Regions from separate parts of the Homo sapiens genome. Here region 1 is linked to region 2. Evidence: read pairs that join two places in POLR2A ChIA-PET (ENCODE). Cell type or tissue: IMR-90. All regions are shown on one strand.

Region 1 (2,500 bases), 710 kb after region 2:
ATACGGCAGAGGACAAAACAGCCAAGGTCCTGAGGTCTTGGGGAGGTTATATCTATTAGGGGAAACTGGCAGATCAAAAATAAGTAAGTGAGGGGCTGGGGAATGGTTTCTGTGATTTCTTATAGCACCCGAATGGCTTTCCGTGAGTAGAGGACTTGTATTTCTAGAAGTCAGAGCAAGTATTGGTTGACAGAGTTCGGGAAACAGCCTTGTTGAGGCTCCTGAGCCTAGGTCAAGGCCGATGCCTGGGCCTGGCCTGCAGCATGACCTGACTGGCAAGGATGGCAATCTTTGTGGACTTGCTTTAGTTTTTCTCTTTTTTAAGATTTCTTGGGCATACCTTTCTTGGGGAAAATGGTGCTGCTAACACTTTACATGCTTGGAAATAGCAGGAAATGGAGATTTCATTTCTGCAAAATAGATCATTCTCTCCTCAACTAGCACATCTCCTCTCAAACTAGCTAGACTGTCACTACTGACCCATTCCAGAGGACACATCCAGTACCAAACACCTCCAAATAGGAGTGTTGTCCTGGGCAGGGATTTCTCTCCCCTTCTCCCCACCACAGGCCTTCTCCCACGTGGCCAATTTAGAGTTGTTCAAAGGCACTATTATTTTCTCCACTAAGACAGAATCTTGGGGGTTGAATCTGTAGGTGAAGTAAGTGGCAGATTCAAGCTCCTGTGATGCAGTCCACTGAGCATGGGCTTGGAGTGCTACGCTGCCCTAGCTGACTTTCCCTAGTTTCACTCTTTTCTTGCTACTTTGCCTACTGTCTTTCTGTCCATCACAAATCAGACCCAAGCTAAACCCTTTCTTCTTGCCATCCTCTCTCCCTCTCCTTCATCCCTGTCCCTCTCCCCGTTAGGTCTTCCCTCTGGCCTCCAGATCCCAACGTGGAATCCCTGTCTTCATTGTCCTCTGAACTCCATAGGCTCTGCCCATTGTAATCTTGTGCTGGTTTTTCCTGTGGTTTTGGATACTCAATGTCTTTCCATCTTTCTCAGTTTTATGAGTGCAGTCTACTTCTCTGTTCGCTTCTTTGGAGATCTCCCATGTTTCTTTTTGCTTTTCTTTGCAGAGAATCAGCCCTCCAGCCCTTCCTTTTCTTTCTTTCTTTCTTTTTTCTTTTTTTTTTTTTTTTGAGCTGAAGTCTCGCTCTGTCTCCTAGGCTTGAGTGCAGTGGCATGATCTCGGCTTACTGAAACCTCTGCCTCCTGGGTTCAAATGATTGCCTCAGCCTCCAGAGTAGCTGGGACTACAGGCATGCACCACCAAGCCCGGCTAATTTTTTGTATATTTAGTAGAGTTGGGGTTTTGCCATGTTGGCCAGGCTCGTCTCAAACTCCTGACCTCAAGTGATCGGCCCAGCTCGGCCTCCCAAAGTGCTGGGATTACAGGTGTGAGCCACCGCACCTGGCTAGCCCTCCATTTTCATGCATTCTTTCATATGCATGCTAGGTTCTAGAACACAAAATGGGGATGCATCAAACCAGCCTCTCCCCAGGAAGCTTGGTATAGGGGGAAGAACTGGCCTGAAACTGAGCCAGAGGCCTGCAGAGAGAAGTGAAAGTGTTGAGTGTCTGTGGGAACAAAGTGGGGGGATGACCCATTCTGGCTCAGAGAGGCTCCAGGCTCTTCAGGAAGAGAATGGGGAGGAGTATTCTGGGCAGATGGAACAGCGTACACAAAGCTGGGGAGGTGTCAAAGAACGTGATGTGTTTTTGGAGTTTTGTGGAGTTTAGTGTCACTGATGATGGGGTGTAAACATAAAGAATGATGGGAAATGAGGCTGGAAAGGTAATTTAGGCTGGGCGCAGTGGCTCATGCCTGTAATCCCAACACTTTGGGAGGCCGAGGTGGGAGGATCATTTAAGCTAAGGAGTTTGAGACCAGCCTGGGCCACATAGCAAGACCTCATCTCTACAAAAAATCAAAAAGTTAATGGGGTGTTGCGGCGCACAGCTGTGGTCCAGCTACTTGGGAGGTTGAGGCAGGAGGATTGTTTAAGCCCAAGAGGTCAAGGCTGCAATGAGCCATGATGATTGTACGACTGCACTCCAGCTTGGGCGACACAGCAAGGCACTAAAAAAAAAAAAAAAGAAAAGAAAGAAGGAAGGAAGGAGGGAGGATGGGAGGGAGGGAGGAAGGAAGGAAGGAAGAAATTTAGGATATGACCTCCAAAAGGAAGGAAATTAACATACTATTTCATTTAATCTTTACAACAGCTTCCAGATTTTACTGCCTCCACTTTGCCAGTGAGGAACCTGAGGCTTGGAGAAGTTACATGACAAGTGGAAGGCAGCAGAGGCTGGGAAAAGTAGGGGGAGGGAAGGAGATGAAGAGAATTTGGATAATGGGTACAAAATTACAGTCAGATAAAAGGAATAAGTTCTTGTATTTGGTAGTACGCTAGGAATACTATAGTTAATAATAATATATTGTGTATTTCAAACTAGCTAGAAGAAAATCATTGGAATGTTTCCATCACAAAGAAAA
Region 2 (2,500 bases):
CTAGAGGCTACAAGATTCTTTTTTTTTTTTTGAGATGGAGTCTCACTGTTGTTGCCCAGGCTGGAGTGCGGAGGCGCTATCTTGACTCACTGCAACCTCCGCCTCCCGGGTTCAAGCAATTCTCCTGCCTCAGCCTCCTGAGTAGCTGGGATTACAGGCACCCACCACCACGCCCAGCTAATTTTTTGTATTTTTAGTAGAGACGAGTTTCACCATGTTACCCAGGCTGGTCTTGAACTCTTGACCTCAGGTGATCCACCCACCTCAGCCTCCCAAAGTGCTGGGATTACAGGCGTGAGCCACTGTGCCCGGCCGAGGCTACAAGATTCTGACCAGTCCCCAAATTGCTCTTGGGGATAACATCACTATATAAAACCTAAGATCATGCTCGCTTCAGCAACACATATACTAAAATTGGAACTATACAGAGAAGATGAGCACAGCCCCTTGTGCAAGGATGACATGCAAATCCATGAAGCGTTCCATATTTGTTAATTTTTTAATTTTTTTTAAATTATATACCTAGGCCGGGTATGGTGGCTCATGCCTGTAATCTCAGAACTTTGGGAGGCCGAGGCATCTGTCTCAAAATATATATATATGTGTGTGTGTGTGTGTGTGTGTGTGTGTGTACATATATACATACATACGTGTCATATATATGTTATATATTATATATATGACATAGTATCAGTGCTTGAGATATTTTGCACACCCTACACTTGATTGGCTGGGCGCAGTGGCTCACGCCTGTAATCCCAACACTTTGGAAGGCCAAGGCAGGCGGATCCCTTGAGGACGGGGGAGTTTGAGAGCAGACTGGCCAACATGGCAAAACCCTGTCTCTACTAAAAATACAAAAATTAGCTGGGCGTGGTGGCAGGTGCCTGTAGTCCCAGCTTCTCAGGAGGCTGAGACACGAGAATCCCTTGAAGGGGAGGTTGCGGTGAGTCAAGATCATTGCACCACTGTACTCCAGCCTGGGCAACAGAGTGAGACTCTGTCTCAAAAAACATAAATAAAATAAAAAAGACCTTGCACTTGATGGATCAGCTGACACCACCCAGATTAATCTTGTGGCTCCCCCACCCAGGAACTGACTCGGCAAGAGGATACTTTCGACTACCTAAGATTTCTTTTTTTTTTCCTTTGAGATGGAGTCTCACTCTGTCGCCTAGGCTGGAGTGCAGTGGCATGATCTTGGCTCACTGCAATCTCTGCCTCCTGGGTTTCAGTGCTTCAGCCTCCCAGGTAGCTAGCTGGGGTTACAGACAGCGCCACCACGCCCGGCTAACTTTTTGTTTTTGTTGTTGTTTTTGAGACAGAGTCTCGCTCTGTCACTAGGCTGGAATGCAATGGCTGGATCTCAGCTCACTGCAACCCACACCTCCCAGATTCAGGATTCTTCTGCCTCAGCCTCCCAAGTAGCTGGGACTACAGGCACATGCCACCACACCCAGCTAAATTGTATTTTTAGTAGAGACAGGGTTTCACCATATTGGCCAGGATGGTCTCGATCTCTTGACCTCGTGATCCGCCCACCTTGGCCTCCGAAAGTGCTGGGATTACAGGCATGAGCCACCGCGTCCAGCCTAATTTTTGTTTTTTTAGGGGTTTCACCATGTTGGCCAGGCTGGTCAGCCTCCCAGAGTGCTGGGATTACAAGCACGAGCTGCCACGCCCAAGCTGACTCCCTATGATTTCATCTCTGACCCAACCAATCAGCTTTCCGGACTCACTGCCCACCACCCACCAAATTATCTTTAAAAACTCTGATCCCTGAATGCTTAGGGAGACTGATTTGAGTAATAAAACTCCAGTCTCCCGCACAGCTAGCTCTGCGTGAATTACTCTTTATTGCAATTTCCCTGTCTTGATAAATCAGCTTTGTCTAGGCAGTGGCAAGGGGAACACGTTGGGCAGTTACTCTTTGCGTGTGTCCAGATCTCACCAGTCCTTCAAGTCCAGCTCGAAGGAGCCTTCCATGATCCCTTTGTCCATCCCAATCTCTGCCTCTCCTGCTGTTGATTGCTTAGCACCAGTGCGTGGCTACCTATCTATCTCTTAGATTAATCTTGCCTCTCCAGCTCATATCAGAATTTAGGTTTCTCTTGCCCTCCTGTGGTCACTGGGGCTTGTACCAGCCGACAGATGTGCCCCACAGAGTGGCTACTAGGCATTTGTAGGGAGGGCTGGATGGGAGGGCCCAGGCAGGATTCCTCTCTATCTCTGCCCTGCTCTCCTCCACAAAACCCTGAAGGCCTGAAGCCTGCCCCTTAAGTCACAGATTCCTTAGGTGACTTCACAGGGTAGTGATGACCTCACAAGCTTCCAAAGTTTCCATGGCAGCGTGACTACACACCTGCGTCCTAGAGAAGCCTCCCTACCATTTCTCTGTAAGATACCAATCTGTTTGGTTGGCTGAGAGAGAATGACTGACCGGATCCTCTATATTGTCTCTAACATGTCCTCTGTCCCCTGGGAGGGCAGCGCAGCAGGT

The links. ChIA-PET counts read pairs that join two places held together with the same protein. Peaks named below come from ENCODE experiments on the same cell type or tissue, not always from the same donor. Only the 100,000 strongest peaks of a DNase experiment are listed, where the experiment ranks them.
Region 1: POLR2A ChIA-PET joins it to region 2 with 17 read pairs; 2 of 35 experiments call an interaction of 5 or more read pairs at or near these places.

Annotation. Positions count from the first base shown.
Region 1 is chr16:67,307,774-67,310,273 of GRCh38, reverse strand. All of the region lies in intron 2 of KCTD19 (potassium channel tetramerization domain containing 19), which reads left to right. Among named protein-coding and RNA genes, the nearest start is that of KCTD19, 18 kb to the left of the region's middle. In IMR-90, no CTCF peak of the experiment used is centred here; no DNase peak of the experiment used is centred here.
Region 2 is chr16:68,015,702-68,018,201 of GRCh38, reverse strand. It overlaps DPEP2NB (DPEP2 neighbor), which reads left to right and starts at 2,291. Exons shown (of 2, transcript NM_001282442.2): 1 at 2,291-2,498. The coding sequence starts at 2,432. It also overlaps the pseudogene RNU6-359P. In IMR-90, no CTCF peak of the experiment used is centred here; no DNase peak of the experiment used is centred here.